Linked DNA regions of Mus musculus: region 2 is linked to region 1. The links are chromatin contacts, found by Hi-C or POLR2A ChIA-PET in ENCODE. All regions are on one chromosome and are shown on one strand. The core of a region is the stretch at or near the end of the contact, and the rest is flanking DNA. Distances in the headings are between cores, read along the strand shown.

Region 1 (4,945 bases), core at 1,980-4,479:
AATCTTATTGGTAAAGAAGGGACCGGGGAAAGGAGGCCCTCAATCTATTCAAGGGGAACTAAAAAAGCAGCCCAGATTAGAGGAGGAAGGAAGGAAGGAAGGCAGGCCAGAGCATAGCTGTTTGCCTACCCACCCATCTGCCTAGCGCCCTGGGCTCAATGCGGGAAGGATACCTTGGGAATGCGGCGGGACCTGCGGCTGGACAGCAGCTCACTTGTGGTGCTGAGGCTGTCCTCATTGAGGCTGGAGGGTGAAGATGGCAGGCTCAGCTGAGCCAACAGCATCATGTCATCATGGCTATGCCTCTTGGGTAATCGTGGCAAACGATGGCTCTTCCTTTCTGACCAGTTCCCACTGCGCAGGGACTGGCTGTTGGACTTCAGGGACAGCTGGCATGGGGGACAGGATATGAGAGGGAGCTCACTACAAGTGTTTTATCAGTATCTGTCTTCTGCTATCTGTGCATCCTCAGCTCTCACCAGTTCCCTGTTAGAATTCAATAACCTAGAGTTTCCTCCTTAAAGACCTTAGCTGTTCAGTGGCCAGGTAAGCACTAGATTAAATGCTTGCTTCTTCAAAGAAAGTGTTACTTCTTCTGCCAGAAAAGAATAAAGAAAAAAGATCCTCTATTGAGCTGAAAGAGGAGACAGAGCAGAAATCTCCAGGCACTGTCTGAACTTTGACAGAGGATTAGTGATTGTGGATGAGGGAACCACTCGTTCTACCTCCTCAGTTCTGAAGCCTTTTGTGCAAGAGGCCATAGCCTACCTGCCAACCTGCTCTGTTGTGTGAGCCTGACATCCTGGCCATGCTTACTTCCTCCAGAGAATAGGGGTCTTGGGCTGTGGCCACCAAAGTTGAGTAAGACAGACCTCACATTCAAGTGGCTCCCTCTCACTATACCATTTTGGGCAGCCTCGTTCTCTGGCCCTGTATATCCTTAATGAACAGCTGATGATCTTCAGTATAGAACACCTAGTTGGCTAATTGATAGTGGAACTGCTGGGAAAGCAGGCATCTCCTGAGAGCCCTCAAGTTTTTGTCTCAATCTGCCTCTTCTCAACTTTCTGCAAGTCCTTTTCTTTCCACTGTCAATATCTTTTCCAAGCTAATTAGTCTAGCAATACAGAGTCAATGGACGCCCATCTGAAAAGGGCACATCGGAAGGACAGATGCATCATCAAAGCCACCACATGACTTCAAAGCCTGGAAAAATTATGTGTTTTTCTGTCCAACGTTATAACATCCAGGTCCTTGCATTTGTCCAGTTAAAGAGTTACATGGGGCGGTCAGAACAGCTTGCTTCTCTACTCTCCTGGCTTTCCTACATCCTGGGACTCTGGATAAAACCAGAATGAGCTTGTCTAAAGTTTCTTTGGGCCTTTTGGCTTTCTCCTCTCTCCCTTCCTTCACTCCATTCCTCAAACACTTCTTTACTGTTCTTTAAAATAAAAGTTATATTTTATGTACATTGAGTCTTTTGCCTACATGTACATATATACACCACGTGTGTCTATCTGTGGAGGTCAGAAGAGGGCATCAAATTCCCCCAAACTGGAGTTACAGATAGTTGTGAACTGCTTTGTGGATGCTGAGAACTAAATGTGGGTCCTCTGAAAGAATATTAAGTGCTCATAACTGCTCTCCAGCCCATTTTTATTTTTTGAGTGTGTGAGTGTGTGTGTGTGAGTGTGTATGTTTGTGTGTGTGAGTGTGTGTGAGTCTGTGTGTGTGTGTGTGAGTGTGTGTGAGTCTGTGTGTGTGTGAGTGTGTGTGTGTGTGTGTGTGTGAGTCTGTGTGTGTGTGAGTGTGTGTGTGTGAGTCTGTGTGTGTGTGTGTGTGTGAGTATGAGTGTGTGTGTGTGTGAGTGTGTGTGTGTGGTTATACAGGCCCAGGGCTGAGTTCAGCTTTAGGTGTTGACCTTCACCTTCCAATTTGTCTGTTCTACGTGGTTTGCTTATGGATCTATCAGGCTAGGTAGCCCACTAGCTTCTTCAGATTCTCCACTTTGTCTTGCTATAGGAACCTTGGGATTACAGACCATTGCTAATGCATTTGGCTTTACTTGGGTTCTGGGGAATCTGTGCTCAGGAGTTCACATTGTACAGTAAGCATTTTACACACTGTGCTATCTCCCCATTCTAAATACTCCTTAATCTCTCCTGCCAGTCTGCTCTGCTATGTGACTCTGAAAGGCTGGTCATGCTCACTTCTTTCAGGGAAAGAACAAGGCTATGGACTCTGGCCACCAGGGCTCAGCAACGTAGGCCTCATACTCAAGTAGCTCCCTCACTACAATGTCCTGGGCTGCCCTTCTCTCAGCCCTAATCTATATACCCACCCTATAAACACTGATGCTTTTCAGTACAGAGCCTACATGACAGTGGATCCCACACATTGCCAGGAAGGCAAGCATCCCTGAGGATATCCTACCTGCCTGCCTATAGGGTTTTCAACATGGTAGAAGTCCCTAGGTACACAACTAGTTCCTGAGGCAACCCCTCTGCTAAGTGCTAGTGAGAACAGAGACTAAGAAAAGCTTGAAAGCACCTTGAGGGCACAGGCCCTCACTAGCTGGCTCTCCTAAGTCCTGCCATTAACCCTCAAATCCCACAACTAAGATAATTTGGGGCAGAGCTGCAGAATGTCAAGTCTCTAAGAAAGCCCTTATTTACTGCTAATAGGAGTTTGTAAGAGCTCCTGGTTTGGTTTTCTTGCTAGAACACAAATAGTGAAGGGGGGGGGGGGAGGGCAAGATAGGATGCCCTGGAGGCACATCTCAATTGCCCAAGGCAGTTTCAACACGGCAGAAGGTCCTGAGTGCACAGCCCTCTCCTGAGGCAAAGTCCTCTGCCAACTGCTAGCCAGGACAATAGCGTCAGTAAAAGCTTGGGGACAGGCCCCGACTGCCTAGGCCAGAGCTGCATTACCTGCATGGGTGGGTGGTTGTACTTCCTGTCTTGGGGACTCCACATCCTGTGCAAAGAGTCCAAGGAGTTCTCAGACAGTTGCTGGGATTTTCGTCCAGCTCTCCGGTTCTTTAAGTCCACATCCTCGTAGGGATTCTCCTTGGGAAGCCCTCCTGCAGAGGAGGCAAAGTTAGAGACAAGAAGGAAAGAATGAGAGAGTGAGAGATATACACACAATTCCTGTGAAGCACAGAGAATATCTTCAGCCTGGCCCTTCAGCTCATGAGTCACGCAGCTGCCTGTCTGCAGTGGGGAGGCTACAAACAGATCTTGGCTCCAAGTGCAGAAGCTGAGGCCCCCACTCCCCACCTCCAGTTCAGCTCAGCTCAGCTCAACTCAGCCCTGTCTGGCCACTGCTTTATAAATTAGGGATTGCACAAGACTGGCAGAGGACAACGCTGACACTACAAGCTCTAGCCTTCTGCTGGTAAAGCCCCCGAGATTGGCTTCTGGAAAGGCTTTCTGAGATCCCATAGCCGCCCCTTTACTCAGCTCTCTGTGGGTCTCCTGGGTCCAGTTTTAGGGGTAAGTATGAAAGAACTCAAAGGAGTCGAGGGAGCAGAGCTTTGCTAGATCCTCCTCTGACCTACTCCTACGTCTCCAAGTCTTGCAGGAAGAGATACTGTCTTGGGCAACCAGAGGGCCGAGTAGCCCTAGTGAGTGCTCAGTGAGACTTTGTTCATCCCTTTCTCTGAGCATGTCAGCTACCGCTTCTACGGGTAAGCTCAGCAGAGAGAGGATCCTCATTGTTCCCCATTTGGCAGAGACTTTTCCACGGTGACATGGGAGTGTGAAAGGCTTGGAAGGAGTCCAGGCCAAAAGAAAGGAAGAGAGTTCTTGCATCTCAGGACCAGTTTCTAAAATCTCTGGCAGTATGCTCTATATTGACACTACCAGAAAATCTTAGGAAAGCCCCAAACATAGTCCCTGCCCAAGACTATAAGATTTTTGAGATTCATCCTTTTCTAAGTTACACCTTCCTATGCCATCCCCTCTCCCATGAGGATGCTTCCTTCCTCCTTCCTTCCTTCTTCCCTTCCTTCCTTCCTTCCTTCCTTCCTTCCTTCCTTCCTTCCTTCCTTCCATCCATCCATCCATGTAAGTACACTTGCTCTCTTCAGACACAACAGAAGAGGGCATCAGATCCCATTATAAATGGTTGTGAGCCACCAACATGTGATTGCTGGGATTGAACTCAGGATCTCTGAAAGAGCAGTCAGTGTTCTTAACCTCTGAGCCATCTCGCCAGCCCTAATGAGGCTTTTCTAACACACAGTAAAACCAAGGAGTCATGTTGCGTCATCAGTCTAAGCTTAATCCCAGCACTGAAATCATGATGGTAACAAGATCCAGAGACTCCTTACCAATACAACCCTCACTTCCCCTCTGTTGTCTTGCCCTAGACTCAATGCTACTGTTTGGGACCTCTGTGGCAGATAGCATGCCCAGGGAAGGATTTGCTCCTACATTGTGAACAGGACTGAGTTTGGGCAAATGCTGAGCCCCATGCCTACCCTGCAGATGCCTGCATGTATCTTACCTCCACTCCTACCAGACTGAAAAAGGAGGCTGCTGGCATTGCAACTCACTTAACAGGGTACAGTAGAAAATGCAAGCCCAGCATGCTTAGCGATTCCTCATGAAGCTGAGGCTCTCCTAAACTCTAGCATCTATTTATTAAATAAGAAACCACAATGACTTTAGGAAATGCCTTTGTGGAGGTGGGGGAGTGAGGATACAGACTGCAGCAGGAGCAACACAAATCTCTGTAAACTTATGAGTCAAAGATGAGTCAAGAAAAGAGCGGGGGTTGGATTAAGTGATTCCCAACACAACACGCTCCCCAGCAATGGAGCACGGCTTTTCCTGGAACTGCCATGCCATTAAAATGACTCTTCTCCATCCCAGGGCCCTGACTAAGTAAAGTTGGCTCAAAACCAGCATCCCCTGTACAGTTTTCCAGCCCACTTCATGTG
Region 2 (5,034 bases), core at 1,518-4,017, 43 kb after region 1:
TTTACCTGACCTCCTAGGTCAGACAGAAATAGGGAAGAGACAAGAATGGATCCAAGAAAAGAGACATGGAAGGATCCATGATGGGTGGGGCCATGCCCCATCCAGAACTGCCTAATTATGCCTATCTACTGTCCTCTCTTTGAACCTAACCCTTGTTTCAGTAGCCCTAAGATAGCCATTGTATCCTTTGTTTCTCTTTCTAGTGGCCAAATGAGACAATTCTCCTTTCTCTGCTTGTAATTATTACCAGTCTCCTTAATGAGCACACTGGGGATAGGTAGCTAAGCCTATTTTGTTGGGACTAAAACAGCCTAAGCTTTGATCCTGAAACTACTCATAGTACTATATTATTTTCAAAAACATGTTCACATGCTCTTTCATGTGGGTCGACCAACAAGCCCCGGAGGTTAGACATAGCAGGTTATTTCAGGAAGGAGGCTGGGGCTCTGGAAGGCTCAGTATCTTGCCTTAAAGTTTATTCAACTATATACAGAACCAGGCTTAGAACTGTCAAGTAGCTCTGTGGCCTCAGTTTCTTCCTTCAACGGCAAATTAATAGTAGGCATCTCACAGGCTACCCTACGAGCAGATGAGTTGACATATAGGAGATAATGGTATCTGCTTCCTAGGAAGGGCTATATGGTTACTACACAATTGTCTCTAGTAAGCTGCCACCACCACCTCCACCGGAATCCAATTCTAAACCTAGTGTTCATTCTTCTCCAACCCTGAAGCTTTAGCAAGGATGCTCGGCAAGCAGTTTTATTTAACCTTGTGTGAATACAGGCCTAGCTCTTATAATCTGCCTATGAAACAAAGGACCCATTGGGTTCTCTGTCTTACTACTCCACAAACTTCCCTTTGCTGTATACCAGGAGAAGTATACACCTGGCCTCAGAAATCACACTACATTAGCCACCTATATAGTGCCTAATAGGCTGGAATGACTATTATACACGACTGTAGTATGCTAACTCTACCTTCAACAGCTATTTCGTAGGTACTTACTAAGCCCTGTGCTAGGCACTATTAGGGAAAACAGCCTTTTTAAAAATTAAATTACCATTATTATTGTGTGTGTTTATGAAGTACGCGTGTGGGCATGTGTGTGCTATAAAGAACATGTAGTGACCAGGACAACCTTGTGGAGTTGGCTCTCGTTCTTTCTGTGGGTTCTGGGAATTGAACTCAGGTCATCAGGCTTGCACAGCAAGCTATGCCCCTGCTGGGCCATCTCCTTAGCCCTGCAAACAGTTTTTGTCCTCTAAACCACAAGTTAAGGAATAGCTGGATGCACAAAGGTCAACAAGAGCACAGTGGCAGCAGAAAAGAACTGAAAAGATCCTCCAGCCTGAGGGGAGAGGAGAGAGCTGAGGGTGGAACTCACCAGTACTTATCAGTTATTATGTTACCACATAATCCATCAGTACGGATATAACAAACTCCATAGAGCCCCTATGACATCATATATCAGTCATATATCATAATATATGCCTGACATAATATATCATGCCTATATAATAGAAGACCCTCCACAGAACCCCTGACCATGAGAATTCAAAAAGCTTTGGTTTGGTAAACAGATTACAGTACTGGAGGGCAACTCAAGGGGAAATTGACTTAACAAGTCCCTCACCCCCAGTAATCCTGCCCTGTGCAGGTCTTTTGATTGAACATTCCTGAGCTGTGCGCTTAATAATAAACTGGTAAGAAGTAAGTACACTTGGAAAGGACCAGAGTAGGCACAGGATACATCAAGACCAAGTTCTCATCACAAAAGAGATTTCTTTGTCCCAGAGGGACAGAGGGCAAGGAGGAGTAAGAGACAAAGATGGGAGGCAGAGGACGAGGGAGGAAGAAGGGAAAAGCAACGGGGGGGGGGGTAGGCTATCTGCCCCAGAGGGACAAAGGACTACTTCTGGACAGAGAGGAGATAGATGTGGCCCATAGGCAAATGGTAGTTTAGGGAAAGGAAGATGAGGCTGAAACTTCAACCTCCATAGTCTTTCTGTTCATTGGTCCACTGATCACCTCATTAGCATAATAAACTAAGGTGATGCTGAAAGGGCCTATCACTACCACCACCACCACCACCACCCTGCTGTCACTTGGATGTATCTTTGAAAAAATTACCAGGAATTCTCTGTCAGGAATCAGGAAGAAAACCAATTCTAAGTTTTCCCTGTTAGGATGAATGGGTTTGCTTTGATAGGGCATGTTAATTAGGGCAGTCAAAAGAGGGGCTTTGATTCCTGGACTTCAATACTTTGATAGCTAGACCTTGGTAGTCAGCATCAGGAGAAGGAAGTGAATAAGGGAATAGTCTTTGGTGGCTAGCTGTAGGGGTGTAATCATCAGTTAAGCAAGAAGGAGGGGATAGGAGAGAGTAAGACTTGCCAGAGTCATGTTTGTCATGCTCTGGTCTACCAGAGCCCTTCACTTTTTCTAAATTCTGCCTGTGAGCCATTCCAGCAAATTATCAAACCCGTGGGAGAGGGGTGTGAGAGGAAGCCCTCAAAATGTCCAGAAATATGGGTGACTGAGACTAGTGAGTTGAGGCAGTCATAAGAGACTAAGCCCTTAAACTGTATGTAGGGTTTATACTAACTCCAAGCAGTCAGTGTCAAAATGAAACTGGATTACAGACTTCTAAGTTGGAGTCCAGAGCTACAGACCTGGCTGCTGTGGGTTGGGTGCTGTGGGATGAGGGAGCACGGTATGTCTGGTGCCACAAGGGTGTGAGCAGAAACAGACCATAGTGGTAGGAAACAGAGAAAGTGGGGGTTGGGAGGGCAGAGGTGGGAGATGAGCCGCAGGAAGGTGGGCTGGTAGGTGATAACAGACATTTCTGTTTCCAGAGCTTCCTGTCAGCCACTGGCACAGAAGCTGTAAGCATCTCCTTACTTGCCCTTTCTGAGCTCAAGTTGCCTCGGGTAGCAGACAGCTGGGACAACGCACCTCAAGCCTCCCTTCCCCGGGCTGAGTGGCTACTTCATTTCCTGGGTAAGCTCATAGTGTACGATCCTGAATCCAATCCTCACCCCACCCCACCCCACCAAGACTTGCTTGTCCCTCTCTCATCTGGCCTTCTCCGAGCTCTGTGTGTTTAGTGCCAGTGCCTTTACACACATCTAGTTTCACGTCTCGAGTAAAATATAATTTCATAGGAATGCAACTGTGGAATGATCTCACTGAAAAAGCACATCTAGCCCCCTCACACCCACACTCAGGCCAGCCCACTCACACCCACACTCAGGCCAGCCCCTCACACCCACACTCAGGCCAGCCCACTCACACCCACACTCAGGCCAGCCCACTCACACCCACACTCAGGCCAGCCCCTCACACCCACACTCAGGCCAGCCCCTCACACCCACACTCAGGCCAGCCCCTCACACCCACACTCAGGCCAGCCCACTCACACCCACACTCAGGCCAGCCCACTCACACCCACACTCAGGCCAGCCCACTCACACCCACAGCTAAGACGTCTGCAGACCCCTTTCCCTTAAATGGAGAATATGCCTGGGCCCCAAGCAAAGCACAGAAGCTGCCATACACATCACTACTGCCCACTGTCTGCTTTCCACTGAGTAGCGACCACCTTGGACTACCCTGGCACCATACAAGGTCAGACTCGAGGCATCAAGCAAATAGGTTTCATCATATCACCCAGATGTTCCCTCCAAGGCGCTGACTCCAAGTCAGCTAACATCAGCTAAAAACATGAGGACTGACTTGAAAGAACCCTTCCAGATAACACAGAGCAAAGGCCAGACAGCGGAAGACCCTCCCAACCATGACTGCCTTCCCCAGCTTCCGGGAGCTCAGCTACCAGCTGGCCCCACTGAGGAGACGCAGAAAATACGATTCTGAATCTAGAAGGCAAAGCTGTGTCCAGCCCAGTTCAGCTGAGACAGACTGGATCCTAGGGGGAAAAAAAAATACTATAACCTAGTGGACTCTCAAGAACTGTAGCTCAAAAACCACCAGGCTGGAAAAAAATGTCCTCACTCCAAATCTGCTTCCCCACTCCCTCAGAAATAGGCCAGAAAAAGAGAGAGGAAAATATTAATGGTTTCCAGGATCTATGGGAACTTTTAGTGCCCTCTCTGCAACTTTTCTATAAATCTGAAACTACTCTAAAATTAAAAGCTTACTTAAAATAATAGCTTGTTGTGGATTCCTCTACAAGGAATAACGGGGAAAGAGTAGTCTTGAGTAATTCCAAGTAGTTAATGAAATCTGGATATAAAACTCCTCCAAGTGCTACAAAGCTTTGATGCAAGGCTACCCTAAGTGACACTCTCCTCATCTATAAGGAGGAGGCAGTACAGGTACAAAGGGTTTGTGTATGGGTTGGGTGACACTGCTGCACGGGAAGCCCTTCCCACTAGGACAGTACTTTTTTGGTGTGCAGCAGTAGTTTTCAGTCGGTCAGCCTTCTCTCTGACTTCTGGAGGACAGACAGCAAGGGGGTCTCCTCATTTCACACCTCGGCTCTTCCAGTCTTCAAGCCTCAAGCCTGCATGACTCTTTGATCCCAAAGCTTTCCCCCAAGAAGGCTGAGAGGTTGCTTCAGCAAGTTCCAACTGGAACTTAGCTGACTGCTTCTCCCCCTGCACGAGGACCCTATACCTGTCACTAGTGATCACTTCCCTTGCCTTCCCTCCTGCACTAGGCCCCTGTATCTCTGTCACTAGTGATCACTTCCCTTGGGCCCACAGGAAACAATCAAAAGACAACCAGAGGTAAACAGAGCTGCCCGTCTGCCAGAGGGGAAAGCGTGCTCTCAGAGCCCCACAAAACTTCTTCACCCTTGGTAGCACCACTACCTCCCATATCCCTGCCTGCACCTTTCTCCTGGTATCTTGGGCCAGGATGAGGTCAAGCTGATGGGCACAGCAAGTTCCCCAAAGTACAAAAATGTTCTCTCAGGTGTTTCTAGTACCAGACACAAAGCAAGCCTCTCACAATCTCTGTAGCTAGACTCATGTTTCTACTGTCTCTGTCACTATGGTTGGGGGTTCCACG

What was found. A loop is a pair of places that touch in the nucleus more often than their neighbours do. ChIA-PET counts read pairs that join two places held with the same protein, here RNA polymerase II (POLR2A).
Region 2: a map of left cerebral cortex shows a loop between it and region 1 (5-fold over the local background). The contact joins two enhancer-like sites. A Hi-C loop is called at or near these places in 3 of 37 maps with a recorded cell type or tissue (heart and left cerebral cortex). POLR2A ChIA-PET finds 5 or more read pairs at or near these places in 2 of 5 experiments (Patski and embryonic stem cell).

The regions. Positions count from the first base shown.
Region 1 is chr7:109,542,147-109,547,091 of GRCm38, forward strand. Denn2b (DENN domain containing 2B) reads right to left here. Exons shown (of 20, transcript NM_001001326.1): 5 at 2,931-3,082; 6 at 174-389. Among named protein-coding and RNA genes, the nearest start is that of Snora3, 24 kb to the left of the region's middle. Within about 2 kb of position 3,230, at least 1 of the 3 ENCODE cell types and tissues checked has a DNase peak (open chromatin) inside an H3K27ac peak, as active enhancers do; it is heart, where a contact is called at or near this core.
Region 2 is chr7:109,585,389-109,590,422 of GRCm38, forward strand. All of the region lies in intron 1 of Denn2b (DENN domain containing 2B), which reads right to left. Among named protein-coding and RNA genes, the nearest start is that of Denn2b, 29 kb to the right of the region's middle. Within about 2 kb of position 2,768, at least 1 of the 3 ENCODE cell types and tissues checked has a DNase peak (open chromatin) inside an H3K27ac peak, as active enhancers do; it is heart, where a contact is called at or near this core.